Regions from separate parts of the Homo sapiens genome. Here region 1 is linked to region 2. A link is a contact called in ENCODE Hi-C or POLR2A ChIA-PET data. All regions are on one chromosome and are shown on one strand. Each heading gives the region's core, a stretch centred on a gene start or an enhancer-like site at or near the end of the contact. The rest is flanking DNA. Distances are from core to core; before and after follow the strand shown.

The links. A loop is a pair of places that touch in the nucleus more often than their neighbours do. ChIA-PET counts read pairs that join two places held with the same protein, here RNA polymerase II (POLR2A). Pooled maps may share reads with other maps.
Region 1: a pooled map shows a loop between it and region 2 (4-fold over the local background). The contact joins two enhancer-like sites. A Hi-C loop is called at or near these places in 4 of 37 single-sample maps with no recorded cell type and 2 of 50 pooled maps. POLR2A ChIA-PET finds 5 or more read pairs at or near these places in 1 of 52 experiments (GM12878).

The regions. Positions count from the first base shown.
Region 1 is chrX:19,864,184-19,871,934 of GRCh38, forward strand. All of the region lies in intron 1 of SH3KBP1 (SH3 domain containing kinase binding protein 1), which reads right to left. Among named protein-coding and RNA genes, the nearest start is that of SH3KBP1, 20 kb to the right of the region's middle. Within about 2 kb of position 1,933, at least 6 of the 41 ENCODE cell types and tissues checked have a DNase peak (open chromatin) inside an H3K27ac peak, as active enhancers do.
Region 2 is chrX:19,621,031-19,628,752 of GRCh38, forward strand. All of the region lies in intron 8 of SH3KBP1 (SH3 domain containing kinase binding protein 1), which reads right to left. Among named protein-coding and RNA genes, the nearest start is that of MAP3K15, 110 kb to the left of the region's middle. RefSeq lists an enhancer at 4,126-5,325. Within about 2 kb of position 6,226, at least 5 of the 41 ENCODE cell types and tissues checked have a DNase peak (open chromatin) inside an H3K27ac peak, as active enhancers do.

The DNA.
Region 1 (7,751 bases), core at 683-3,182, 240 kb after region 2:
CAACTTCCTGAAACTCTGCAAATATAGAAGCCATCTTCCACGTAGGCTGCCACCAAAATGATTGCCCCTTTGGCCCTACCCGACATGGAGATTTAGGAAAACAAAGTCCCTGGTGTGGATTGGCAGAACAACACCCCCCCACCCCCTGCAAAGATTTCCACATCCCAATCCCAAGCAAAAGGGAATGAAAGTTGCAGATGGAATTAAGGTTGCTCATCAGCTGGCCTTACAAAAGGAAGAGTCGCCTGGATTATCCAGGTGGACCCAATGTACCCACAAGGGTTCTTAAAAAGAGAGCGGGGGCACAGGAGAGAAGATCAAGTGACACAACCTGAAAAGGACCTGGGTCACTGTTGGTGGCTTTGAAGATGGAGGAAGGGGTCATGAGCCAAGGAATACGGGCTGCCTCTAGAAGATGGGAAATGGAAGGGAACGGGATTTTCCTTAGAGTTTCCAAAAAGGAATGCAGCCCAGTCAGCACTTTGATTTTAGCCCAGTGAGACCCACATCAAACTTCTGACCACAGAACTGTAAGACAGTAAAATCTGTGTTGTTTTAAGCCACTCATTTTATGGTAATTTGTTAGGGCAACAATAGGAAACGAATATACCTGGTTACCAGTACCACCGCTGCGTCTTTTGGACCTGACGGATAAGCGACTGTTAATGAAGTAAAACTCTCTATGCGGAGCCCACAGCACTTTCAAGTCACTTCCCCCGGAAGGCCGGCACCATGCCCCTAGCACTTATGTCCAAAGAAACCAGTGCCCAAGGACTGAAAACACACTGTGGTTTTGTGTCACAGGGCAACTTCTAAATAGAACACTTTGCCTGTGCCATTTTTGTGAGATATCTGCTTGACACAGATCTTTAAAAAGCAAACCCACTCAGAGTTATTTCTGTAACTGAAGGTGGGCAAGAATGGGGATAGTAAAATGAGACTATTACTTATGAAATGAGCAATGGAAGTTAGGCCTATTCTTATTTATCATTTAATGCATTAATCTGCACCTAAGTATGGTGATGACAATTTCCATTTCAGACCACCCAAAACCCACAGTGCATGGGTCTCGGCCTTGGTGGTGTTCTTTAATGGCCTCAAAGCTGTTTTATGCCAGTCTGTTCTTCTGGTTGTTTGGCTGGTGCCATAAACTCACAGCCAGAATTCATTCTTTGCAACGTATTTTTCTTGTGGTAAGTACCCTAAACCCACAGTGAAACAGAATCCTGCTTAATAGAGGGTGGAGGTGGAGGAGGGGAGCCATGTGAAGGTCAGCACTCCCTATTTCAATAGATTTGGATTCTCCTTCCAACTAGCTGGGAGTGGAGGTTCAAACCTTAACAGTGTTCAACTGACAAAGGTCTTGCTCAGTGATTCTTATTGCCCAAGCTTGAAAGTAGCTACGGATCACACAAGCTGGCCTAAAAATAAAAAGCAACGATTTCCAATGCCAGAACAGTGGGGCCATTTAAGCTCTATTTTTAGCAAGTCTCGGTTACCTGGGAAGCAGCATATGGCTCCTATAATTCTTCAAAGAGTGAGAGCATTAAAAGATTGAAGTGCCTGCGATGAATGGGCTGGTCCCCAAATGACTGTACACACACTGACCAAAGGAGACAGCCAACACCCCAGTTGACCCAACAGGCTTCCAAAGGGACCCACCTTCATGCTGCAATCTCTTAGCCATTAGCAACAGTTCAAATATTAAGCCAGATGACGGAGGAGTTTCCACTACCAATTTATGACATTGAAGACTTTGTGTTTTTGACAGGAGGGCATTTTCTAAGCAATTACTCCCTAGGGAGGAAGAAAAGAATCCTGAAGCAAAACACCAGGGACTGGTTCAAGCTAACATAAAGCAAGAGGAAAAAAGAAGAAAAACATCCCGCATTGCAGGGGGCCAGAGACACTTCCCTAAAATGCAGGATGAGAGCCCTGCTGCAGAAATGAGCACTCTGGCTCCCTTACCTCAAATCTACTGTGCCCAACCCAGGGCACCCAAATGTGCCTCTTTACTCACCCAGGAGGAAGTGTGGCAAGCCTGAAAGCTGACCACAACTAAGGAAGATAAAGGAGAAGATTTCTTCTATGGTAGAACCATGGCAGGGAAACTTTGGAGGGGACAGTAAAACAAGCTAGCCCCTCAGCTACCCTGAAGACAGGGCACGCGCTTTACAAGGGGCTGATCATATAAATGGGTCTTTTCTTGGCAAGTTCAATGCAAAAGAAACTTCTGAGGGCTGGATGCGGTGGCTCATGCCTGTAATTGCAGCACTTTGGGAGGCCGAGATGCCAGGAGTTTGAGACCAGCCTGGGCAACATAACGAGACCTCCATCCCTACAAAAAAATTAAAATATTAGGCAGGTATGGTGGTGCACACCTGTGGTCCCAGCTACTCGGGAGGCTGAGGCAGGAAGATCGCTTGAGCCCAGGAGTTTGAGGGTACAATGAGCCATGATCACACCACTGCACTCTAGCCTGCGCAACAGAGCGAGACCCTGTCTCTTTAAAAAAAAAAAAAGAAAAGAAAAAAAAGAAATTTCTGTTAACGGCTAATCAAAGGCCACAGGAAGATTCTCATACATACAGCAGAAGTGGTCTAGGCACAAATGCTGTTGTGTTGCCAAAATTCTCCCATGGATGGCGTCACTGATGATTTTACCTATATTTTAGGCCTCTTGAGAGAAATACTATCCAAACGTAAACAGACCTTACAACACGACAAGGCCAAGAGCAGGGAAAACTGAGTAGTGCTGGCTTTCTCGGTCGCCTCAACCATAGCCAACATGCACTCGAGCAGAAGTCAATATGCGATCCCATTAAATTTCTGAACTGGTTGGGGAAAATGAGGCTCTGGCTTTAAAGTCACATGTTGTTTTCACTCTTTCAACAAAATTTTTCTTTCGCTGCCTGTTGGTGAGACACTGTGCCAGGCATAGTGATACCGGCATAGACAAGAAGACCTGAGAAGGCTGTGGTCTTGGCCTGGGCGCCAGGGAAACTAGTGCTCACAGAGCATAATTTTTGGAGTCCTTGCAGGAACCCACTGGGGCTTCCTGAACCAGCATGTGCCTTCTCCTCAAGTGGTGACCCTTCTCCTGTGCTTCAGGAAGCAGCCAAGTTAGGGGTGGGGAGGGAGGAAAGGGAAGAGGGAATTATGTCTGGCTACAACAAATCGGATTTCCTTGCATTTTCCAGCAGACCAAGTAAAACAAAGATAAATAAGATGTCTCACGAACCCCCCTCAAAAATAAATAACTCATCCCCAATTGGTGGTGTCTTCCTGTTTATAAACCCCAGGAAAGTGAAATTGCAACTGCAGTGTGTATGAATTATTTTAGTCAGACATGCGATTCTCTTCCACCTCCTAAGCAAGAATTTGTCAGCTCCAGGCTAAGAGCCAAGATTTCTCAAGACAGGGCCTAGGACAACATGGAGGGAAGGAAGGAAGGGTCCAAGCACAGTCTTAGTGAAGCCCAGGGAGGCAATGAAAAGGGGCCGAGGATGGTGCTGCTGGATCCAGGAAAGGACAAATGAGTCTTGCTGGCCCCTGCAGACTCCTAAGTTATCACCACAGAAAGTTTGTCCTATCTTATATACAAAAATGAGTGCACATAAATTTGACAAATTAGCGACTTAACCTCCCCCATTATCAGAAGAAAGTGACTGATGAAAGAAAAAAAAATTGATGAAAGAAAAAAGAAAAAGACTTCTAAATCGAGCTGCCTAAAGGAGTAGGGACCTGTAATGACTTCCCAAAGACCCCATCTCCAAATAACACAACATGAGGGATTAGGGCTGCAACACAGGAATGAATAGGAGGGGGATGCAAACGTCCAGTCCACAGCAAGCTGGAGGGCCAGAGGGTATTAGGAAAGGAGGGTTTGATTTGTCTACCTACTATGTGCATGCAATGTATGATGAGGTGATTATTGCACACAAGGCGGCTCTGGCCACGATGTGCTAGTGTGGGCTTTTGTTATTGTTTATTTGTAACACATCTGGGCCCCTACTGTGCGCCGGGATCTTAATACGCACCTTGTCATTTAATCCTAGGGATGCTAGCTGCTCTGTTAGCTTCGCTGAGGAAGCTACAAGTACAACAGTGGATGGGAATGCCCTCCGCAAAAGGACTGTGGCAAACAGAAGACTGATGGATGAAATTGTCACTCATGAGAAAGACCTCAAAAATATGCTTTGTTTTTTAGGATTACTTCAACATTTGAATCCCGACAATCACAAAGTATCAGAAAACAAAGTCCTCTCTTCAGCAAATTCACCAGTTCTGACAACTTAACACTTAAAATATATCCACAGCCATGTGATTGGCAAAAATGCGATGGTATGATATGGCAGAAACTGATCATTCTCTCTAGTACCCATTATCCCCTTCCTCTTTTAAAAAATACAGATGCTTCTCAACTAACCACAGGGCTACATCTGCATAAACCCATCGTGAGTTGAAAATATCCTAAGTTGTAAATGCACTTTTGACTTAGGATATTTTCAACTCACGATGGGTTTATGGGGACATGATGAGGAATGTGCTGAATGCATGTCATTTTTCCACCACTGTAAAATCAGAAAACCATTCAATCAACCCATTATAAGTCAGGGACTGTCTGTAGAACCCATCCCTTCCCCTACGGTAGACAGAATAATGCTCCCCAATCCCCACAAAGTATGTCCATGCCCTAATTCCCCGAACCTGTGAATATGCCACCTAAAGTGGCTAAAGGGACTTCACAGATTTGATTAAGGATCTTGACATGAGGACAGTATCCTGGATTAACTGGCTGATCCCAGTGTAATCACACGGATCTTTAAAAGATGGAAGAGCCGGAAAAGGAAATGAGATGAAGGGAGGAGGGGTCAGGGTGATGTGAGGAAGAGGCCAGAAGCCAAGGCATGCAGTTGACCTCTAGAAGCTGCAAAAGGTAAGGAAAGGAATCCTCCCCTAGAGCCTCCAGAAGGCACTCAGCCCTGCCCACCCATTCTGGACTTCTGATTTCACAAACTAGAATACAATAAATTATGCTGTTTGCAGCCATTACATTTGTGGTAATTTATTACAGCAGGAATAGGAAATTAATACTCCTCTGCCTTCAGATTTTGCTGGGCACATGGTTACACAGCTGGAGCCTGTTTCCTCAGACTCACCTGCAGCTGGGTGTGAGACTGTAGCTAAGTTCTTTGCAATGGGGTGTGGGTGGAAGTGATGTAAGCAGTTTCCATGTCATGTCCTTAACGAAGAGAAGCTACTCCCCGTCTACTTCCCTCTGCCATGGGCTGAAAGGTGGACACAGTGCTGGTGAGCCAGCTCCGACCATGTCCACAAGAGAGAAGGAATCTGAGCAAAGCAATTCACTCACCCTGACCAGTCCAGTGGTCAGGAGGCAGTAGCCTGAGAAGGAAACAGCTATGCTGTCTTGGGGTCTCTGTGATGGCAGTTTAGCCTATATCCCAATATATCTGGGATACCAAATATTGGCGAGAACAGGGAGTAGCAGAGATGTTTACACTCTAGGAACACATATTTTGAAAATCAATTAGGCATTCTCTTCTAAAGCTGAATATTCATATACTCTCTCCTTCCATGAATATGTTATCTTCTTCATTCATTAGTTTGTTCATTCACTCAGTTCTTGAGAACATATACTGGCACAACACTTTGGAAATCCAGCAACTTAAAACCCAGCAAAACCACTCCTTGCTATGCACATTTAAAAAAATACACTTCACACATACACCAGAGACATTCATTCAAATGGTGATGGGAAGTCTGTACATAGCAGCAAAAAACTGGAAGCAAAGCAAAAGTCCATCGGGGAGAAAGGGTAAGTATACAGTGGCATGTTCAAACAATGGAATACCAGACAGGAAAAACACATGAACTGCAAAATCAGAGACAACAAGCAAATCACAAGTCTCTGCAGTTTCGGTCCCAGTTTTATAAAACTAAAAACAAGCAAAACCAGACAATATGTTTGTTTTTAAGAGATACATATGGAAATGATAAAATTATTTCTTAAAAAAGAAGAAAGATGATTTTAAAAAGACTTAGGGTGGTTGCTTCCTCTAGGGAAAGAGGAGGGAGGGGACAGAGCTGGAGCAGTGTTTTAGTTCTTACATCAAGAGATGAGTCCACAACTACACATTTCTTTTTTTTTTTTTCTGAGCTGGGGTCTCACTCTGTTGCCCAGGCTGGAGTGCAGTGGCACGATCATGGCTCACTGCAGCCTCAACCTGCCAGGCTCAGGTGATCCTCCCACCTCAGTGTCCTGGGTGGCTAGGACTACAGGCATATGCCGCCATGCCTGGCTAATTTTCTGTATTTTTTAAATAGAGACAGGGTATCGCCATGTTGCCCAGGCTGGTCTCGAACTCCTGGGCTCACGTGATCCGCTGACCTTGTCCTACCAAAGTGCTGGGATTAGAAGCGTGAGCCACCATGCCCAGCCCACTACTATACATTTTATAATGATGTTTGATGTCATAGACATGACATCAACTATCATATCAGCTTCCAGAACTGATTTTATTGTGTAGCACCACATGAGAAGGCCTCAGAGAGAACTGTGTGAAGGGATTCTCACAGTGGTTTGAAGAGAGAAAAGAGATGGGATAAGCAAGTGAACACAAAAGACCGCACCAGAGCAAGCAGTATGTGCCTGTCACATCACCAAGCAACAACCTCACGGCCGAAGCACACCGCCGTGTCTCCTGTTACTGCTGATCTTCATGGTAGTGGGTTTAAGGCAAAGCAGGAATTATTGGGAAATGTTTTCCTTGTGAGGGGAACTTTAGCACTCATTTGAGAAACCCCATTCTGTTTTGTTTCTCTCTAAACTACCAGTGAGGAGGGAGTTTCAGAGACTGACTAGACATTTTTCTATCTCACAAAGCTGTCTTCTAATTTGATGTGTTTTGCTAAAATTTATATCTTTCCTTCTTTCTGGATAAATAGAACTTTCTCAAACAAACACCCTTTGGTTTAACTGCTTATTTTGTTGGGCGATTCATAAAATGACCACATCACAATCTTCACCCAATTAGGGAAATGAAAGTTAAGAAAAATGAACAATTGAGGGAAACTCTAGATATGTTTGAGGAGTTCCCCTGGTTATCAGATCTTATGCTTAACAGGCACTCAATAAACACTTCTAGAATTTAATTGAATTCCAATACACAGCAGTATTGAGTCAACTGTTTTGTTTGTCCTACAAATTCAAGTCAGGTTATGTTCACAATTTGAAAAGGTAACAAAGGGATAAAGTATATGGTACATATTAGCACCAATGCTTTCTAACATTTATTATCATGAACTTTAGAACTTTCACTGAAACTTGCCCCTGAGATGGCATCATAAATATTCAACTTATTTTTTTAACAGGTACATGAGCTGACATTTGACGTACACTTGGTGGCTGAAGAATGAATACTTTCCACAATCCTGTCCATTACTGAAAGTGATGAATTAAAAAGGCCAAGGCGTTGAGATGGTTCATCCAGCCTGGCTCCTGGGGGTTCTAGCCACCCTTACGTGGTGCCCTTTAAAGCTAAGAGCACAATTTTTTCAGAGGAGTGCATGATGACACAAAGCTAAGCTAGAAACCACAAGGGGATTATTACAGCCACGACCTTTCCCTTGCCAGCAAGGGACTTGGACCCCTATCTCAGCCAAACATGAAGTCACATGGATGGCTCAGGGCCTTCAGGACACAGTTTTCCCTATGGTTCTGGGAAACAA
Region 2 (7,722 bases), core at 4,976-7,475:
GCCTATGGGTGTCCAATTGTGCCAATACCATTTCTTTTCTTTCTTTTTTTTTTTTTTTTTTTGAGACGGAATCTTGCTCTGTTGCCCAGGCTGGAGTGCAGTGGCGCGATCTTGGCTCACTGCAAGCTCCGCCTTCTGGGTTCACGCCATTCTCCTGCCTCAGCCTTCCTAGTAGCTGGGACTACAGGTGCCCGCCACCACACCTGGCTAATTTTTTTTTTTTTTTTTTTTTGTATTTTTAGTGGAGACGGGGTTTCACCATGTTAGCCAGGATGGTCTCGATCTCCTGACCTCGTGATCCGCCCGTCTTGGCTTCCCAAAGTGCTGGGATTACAGGCGTGAGCCACCATGCCCGGTCGCCAACACCATTTCTTGAAAAGATTATCCTCTCTTAAACTGTCTTTGTATCTTTGTTGAAAATTAATCGGCTGGATTTTTTTATGAGTCTATTTCCAGATATTCTATTTCAAGGGCCAGCAAACTACAGCCCATGGGCCAGGTCTAGCCTGCCACCTATTTCTCTATGGTCCACAAACTAAGAATAGTTTTTACATTTTTGAATGGTTTTTAAAAATCAAAAGAAGAAGAATATTTCAAGAAATGTGAAAATTATATGACATTCAAATCTAAGTATCCATAAATAAAGTTTCATTGGAACTCTGCTACACCCATTCATTTACCTCTATGGCTGCTTTTGCTCTAAAATGGCAGAGTTGAGTAATTGTGACACAGACTGCATGACCCACAAAGCCTGAAATATTTACTCCCTGGCCCTCTGCAGAAGTTTGCCAAACCCTGTTCTAGGATATGAGGATCCTTATACGCATCCATGCAGAACCTCAGGGACTCTCTCAATGCCACTATAAAAAAAATACTGTAAAGACAGAAGCTTTAAATAAAAACACTGAAAGCCCTGAGGAAGGCAGAAAAAGAATGCATTTAATAGTTGGCTACCATTTCCAGCTAGAAATAAAATATAAAAACCTTAATCAAAACTATTTTTAAAAGGACACATTTTACTGCACTATACAGTTAACTATAAAATGAGGAAATTTTAAGCCTAAAAGGCACTTATTTTAATGACTTTTTTTCTTAAAGATCTCCATGAGTCATAAACTAAGAAAAAATATTTGTAATATGAAGATGACAGGTTAATGTCATGAATATAAGGTATTTTTATAAAAATCAATTGGAAATGATGCATAAAATGTTCAAGCTCGGTAATCATTTTTTAAAATGCAGAATTAGCAGAGCCCAAATCACATTAGCAGAGATTAAAAAGAATGATAATATCCAGGGATGACAAGAATAGGGAAATATATTTGCATGCACTCCTGTGAGGAGACTAAATTGGCACAATCTTTCAGGATGTATCCTCAATATGCCCTCAAAATGCATCAATACAGTATTACACTGAGCAATTTATCATCAGGAAATAGTAACTGCTAACATTTATGTAGCAGCTATTAGGACCCAGGCTTTCTAAATGCTTTACCTACTTCATCTCATTTAATCTTCACAACACCAGGATGTAGGTACTATTATTACTCTCATTTCACAGATGTGAAAACTGATGCACACAGAGATGAGTAACCTGCCAAGGTATCACAGCTAGAAGGAAGTGGCAGAAATGCACACAAAGACTGTTGAACAGGGTGACGACTATGTGCAACATGGTCTAACACAAAGAAAAACTGGAAACAAGCTAAGCATAAAAGAGGATTGTCGAGGGCCAGGCCGAGTGGCTCACGCCTGTAATCCCAGCACTTTGGGAGGCCAAGGCAGGCGGATCACTTGAGGTCAGGAGTTCAAGACCAGCCTGGCCAACATGGCGAAACCCCATCTCTACTAAAAATACAAAAATTAGCTGGGTGTGGTGGCACAGGCCTGTAGTCCCAGCTCATCAGTAGGCTGAGGCACGAGAATCGCTTGAACCCAGGAGGCAGAGGTGGCAGTGAGCCGAGATCATGCCACTGCACTCAAGCCTGGGCAAAAGAGTGACACTCTGACTCAAAAAAAAAAAAAAAAAAAAAAAAAGAGGATTTTGGTACTCTCTCCATACATTAGGATTCAGGATGCTAAGGAATCATTTACCCATGCTGCCAAGGATAATCATGATGTATTTTGGACAAAGAGGGTTATTATAAAATAGTGTATGTAATATGATCCTATTTTTATTTTAAACTGTAATTATGTGCACATATGGAAAAAGTCTGAAAGAATAATTGCGAAAATATTAAGAGGTATGTGAAGGTGGTAAGGTCACCGGTAATTTTGATTTTTCTTTGTATTTATTTGTCTGTTTTTCTCATTTTTTTTCCAAGAGTAAGTGTTATTTATACAATTTTAAAGTATGACTTAAAAGTGTATCCCCGCCAGGCGTGGTGGCTGATGCCTGTAATCCCAGCACTTTGGGAGGCCCAGGCGGGCGGATCACCCGAGGTCAGGAGTTCAAGACCAGCCTGGCCAACATGGTGAAACCCCGTCTCTACAAAAATACAAAAATTAGCCAGGCATGATGGCAGTTGCCTGTAATCCCAGCTACTCGGAGGCTGAGGCGGGAGAATCACTTGAACCCGGCAGGCGGAGGTTGCAGTGAGCCAAGATCACGCCATTGCACTCCAGCCTGGGTGACAGAGCGAGACTCCATCTCAAAAAACAAACAAACAAAAAAGTATATCCCATGCCACTTTCATCTCAGAAACCGTGTATTTTAATAAAATGCAAATATGAATGCAAAGCACTCTGAGATACTGAACAAGACAGGTTACACAACTGTAATACATTACTTTCATCCTAAGAAAAGCTAAAATAAATAATGAAAAGGAACTTCAGGGGAAGTACTGACCTTAATTTCAGGACAGTTCAATATACCAGGAAAGAACATTCAGTTACCAGGCATTTGTCTTTTCATCTTCTTCTAATAACTTATCATAGCAATAACTATGATTTAACCTTTAAAGAAAATATTGTGTGTGTAAAGACAGAGTCTCTCGCTATGTTGCCCAAGCTGGTCTCAAACTCCTTGGCTCAAGCAATCCTTCTACCTCAGCCTCCCCAAAGTGTTGGGATTACAGGTGTGAGCCACTACACCCAGCCCTGTGATTTAACCTTTATGTTTCCAAAGCACTTTTGAATACAACATGTCATTTAAGCCTCAGAACACCCCTAACAGAGTAATACAAATAGAAAGGGTGGAGATAGAAACAGAAAAAAAAGGGGAGTTTCTCTAATTCCTTAAGATACCTACAGATTTTTTTTTTCTGTGTGTTGCAGAGGGGAAAAAAAAGTATTCCAAGATGGGGGATTACTGATGTCCTGCCACTTTAGCACAACATTCTGCAGAGATATGACAATTAGGTTGAACAAACACAGGATCTCTTTAGACAGTTTTATATAATTTGTGTAGGCATATGCACCTGGGAATTTACATCAGCTGCAAGCTCATCTGTCCATGATACAAAGGAAAAATCTATAATAACGACCATCAAAATGTTGGGGTGGCCTTTCAACAACTGTCTACTGGTGAACTAAAACGATATTTTCTCCCACCCCAAGCCCTATGTTTACCATCCTCATGTAATTTAAAACTATGTCTGTGTGATGGTAATGATTCTTCTCACTGGTCCCAGTGTCCTGGCTACTTATAAAAGGAAGACAAAACAGCAACAAATTATACTCCTTTGGGTTTTAAATGCTCTGAGGAGGAGATATATTGTGACTTTTGTCTAGAATAAGGACATAAGCAGTCTAACAAGATAGGCCATGCTGCAAGAAATACATTCTATGACATCAATGACTCATTTGCTCAACACTGACATTTTCCAAATGTCTGTAAACCCAGATGATCCCAGACCTATGCTTAACTTCTTCATTCACTCATAAAACATGTCTGTCTAATGGGTCTGTCAGCATGTCATCATCTTCAGGGTGACACGTGCTAATTTACTCCTCACCCTTGGAACCACATTTAATCCTACCATTTGAGCTCTGCTAAAAGCTTCAGCAGTTCAGAGAGAAAGGGTCAGGGCCAGCAATCGATTTAGCTGATCGGCTTTCTTCCTGCCAAGCTAAGGATCTTGCTTGAGATTCCTGAGGCTGCTTCTCTTTGTGAAGGCAACCTTATTTTCCTGTGGGGTGGGAAGCAAGGAAGTCTGAAAACATTTTTCTCATGAATACATGTTTTAGTTCATTAATGAATTAATGGGAGGGAGGCAGGAAGGGGAAATAAACATTAGAACAAAAAAAATAACAGAGTTGATCACAGAATGTCTTAGGAAGGGCCTCAGGACTCCCGCCTGCATTTTTTTTTGCCCCCCGACAGCGAGTGGAAAGCTAAGTGGCAACCAGGCTAGGAAGAAAAGAGGAAGGCAAAATACTCTGGGCATGGGAAGAAACTGGAAGAAAGCAGTTGGGGAGGCAGGCCTCAGGCACAAAAAGAACCAATGTCAACCCTGAGCTGAACTCATCATTCCCTCTGCATGGACCATCATTTCACTCTTTTAGAGGTGGCAGTGGACTCCTACAGTCATGGATGATCCAGAAACCACCACAGTGATGTCCTGACCCTAACAGATCGGAAACATAGATTTCAAAACGCGAGCATCAGCAACAAAGGATGGGGTGATGGCATGGTAATACTGTTTTTCTGCTAAGTAACAATGATAATGTCATTACCTTACAAAGGAAACTCCACAGACACTTGCCCTGGATATCCAGTAACAATGAGGACTCTCAATGAGTAGACAAGAGTCACCTCTGGAAGTGACTCAGCCCCACAGGAAACACGAACTCCACCCGCAGTTACCACCTTGCCCAGCCCCCAAGTTCCAAGAGCACTTGGCCCAGGGTCAGCAGATGCCTCTGACCTGGCTCTGCCACTGACTTGCTGGGAGTCCCTCGGGAAAGCTGCTTCAGCACTCTGGGCCTCTGCTCCTCCTTTGTAATCTGCAGAGAACACGCATGGTCCCACCTAATTCCCGGGGTTGCTGTGAAGATGAGGGGAAATGCTGAGCTCCGGGGAGACTCCTGAGGAAAGGGGAATGGTGATGATGGTCCCGGGCTCTTGCTGCCAGTGGTTCAGAATCCTGTGCTGGGAAGCTGTGGTCCTGGAGAAAGATCTAGCTATCATTAAGTTAATTAAATGTTCAACTGTTGTCTGGGACAGGAGGGAGGAAAACATATTGAGGTAGAGATGAAAAGGAGCGGTTCTAACTGTGCCCTCACAGCATGTCTAGCTCCAAATACTTGGGGTCCCTACAAAGAAGCAAAATTCCTGGTTTGAATTTTTGGCTTACCATTGTATTCCAGCATTTTGCACAGCTCCTGGCACACCATAAATATTCTTCGATGTATGAATGAATGAATGAATGAATGAATGAATGAGTGAACGAACATTGTGAGGGGAAGAGGACAGGGTGCAAATTAAAATTGTTGTCAATAATCTTCAGTGGATAATCCTCATGGTCCAAGGAAAGATGACTGTACTACTGTGTTGGGGATGCCACTAACCGTCTTTAGCTAATATTCTGGGTCCCCTCTTTTTTGTGGTTTGGGGGACAGGGTCTCACTCTGTCCCCTAGGCCTGAGTGCAGTGGCACAATTATGGCTCACTGCAGCCTCAACCTCCTGGGCTCAGGCAACCCTCCCGCCTCAGCCTCCCAAGTAGCTGGAACTATAGGAACACAACACCACACCTGGCTAATTTTTGTATTTTTTGGTGAAGATGGGGTTTCACCATGTTGTTCAGGCTGGTCTCAAACTCCCAGGCTCAAGTGATCCTCCCGTCTCAGCCACTCAAACTGCTAGGATTAGAGACGGGAGCCACTGAGCCCGGCCTGGGTCCCCTCTTTCTCTAGGGTGTGTCTATCAGTTTCCTTCCATGAACATTAATGCTAGCTAATATTGCTTCCGTTCCCTTCCCTCCATCTCTACGACTCCACGATTTTGACCAATAACGTTAGCTTTCTAAGCGTTCATCTTGATGTCATCAAATAGGCTTAAAACAATGAAGACAGGGAGGTTGGGTATGCTTAAGGGTCAAAGACACAACTACCCAAGGAAGCCTGTTTGATAAGAAACACCTAAAGGTCCTTGTTTACAATAGGGTCACAGAGGAAGCCTTTCCTCCTAGGTTAGTGGGAGCTGTGAGGAATGGCTGTTGCTCTGAGGCCAGGAGGCTGTTGGCCAAGAGTGGGAACATGGCCACTCTCCACAGCTGGGCTCATTCTGCCCCAAGCGGCAGCGGCCACAGCGTGGGACACCTTCCAATGGCCATCTCACCCTTGCAGCTGAGCCCTGGCATAGCTCCTGCCAAGCTGCCCTCAGCCCTTCTCCAGGAAGCTTCTCCAGTTGGGATGAGACCCAGAAGCTTCGGAACCTTTTCAAACACACTCTGAGCACAAATCAGGAAGGCAGGGATGGGGGTGGCAGGAACACAGACACGGGAGTTATTTTTGAGTGACTGGAAATAAAAGCTAAACACAGGTGTGTTCTGCACGAGTGGAAATGTTCCTAAATTCACAAGAATTCTTTATAAATAAACTAGAAAACAAACCATTCAGGTTGCCACATTTCCTCCTGGCTTCCAGGGACATACAGAAATAGTTTGGGTCTTTGCACATTATTTCAGGAACTGCAGAGGGCTTATACACACCCACTAAAGGTGTCTGACTCATTTTCTAGAAAGCCACATGAACTGACAATCTGGGGCTAAAAATGAGGGCAAAGCCTGCTCTGTGACTCCTGCTACAGCACAGAAAAGCAGGGCAAAGGGAAACCACCTTCAATGATACCAAAGTAAATGTCAGAGGAATTCGGGGTCTATCAGGAACCTCTACGGCGAACACAGAATTTAGAGAACAGCAGTTCAGGTCTTTCACCTCAACTCCTACATCCAATAAATATGCGTATCAGAATGCATATTAAACAGATCATGGTGAAACCATTCATTTTATAATAGCAATAGTATACAATCATCTCAATGAACTTCTGGGCGATTCCTAACTTAGAGGAAGAGTAACAATCTTCTATAATGTCAGCAGGGTTTTACAGGCTCCGACTCCATTCTTCCCACTTTCAGCAAGCAAAATATTTATGGCATGTTTTCTTTCCAAATTCTTGCTAAAATCTCCTCCACTGTGAACACTTAACTATTTTAGGTGGATTTTTCACCATTTTAACCTACTTAACGTCATGGCATTCCAGCCTCAGCAGCAAACTGGGCTCAGACACAACAGCCCTTCCATTCCCACTTCCAGGGCCCAAGAAAGAGCAGCCAGGGTTGGGTGACAATTCCTAGAATTATGGGTGCCACTGACAGACTCCTCCCTGCCAGAGTAAATCCTCGCAGCAGCCCTGTGAGGTCAGCTTTATGGCCCTTGCTTTATGGCTGAGGAAACTCAGACTCAGAGGGGGTAAGCAACATGCCCGAAAAGACACAGCCAGGAACAGTGGAGCTGGGATTCAAACCCTGGTTCTGGGAGCTGGTAGCCTACATGGCACTTGTCATCTGAACACACCGCTTCCGGCAAACTGGAATGCTAGGTTAAGGCTGGCAGGCATTTTATGGAAATAAAAGTAAAAATCTGCACAAGCACAGGATAGCAAGAGATTTGATTTCCCAGCAGGTTGTATAAAAAAATAATAAAAGCAAAATGATAGAGCACAAAGGATTTTCTTAAGCAGCAAGCTCTAAAATGGGCCCAAGCAGCATGAGTTAAG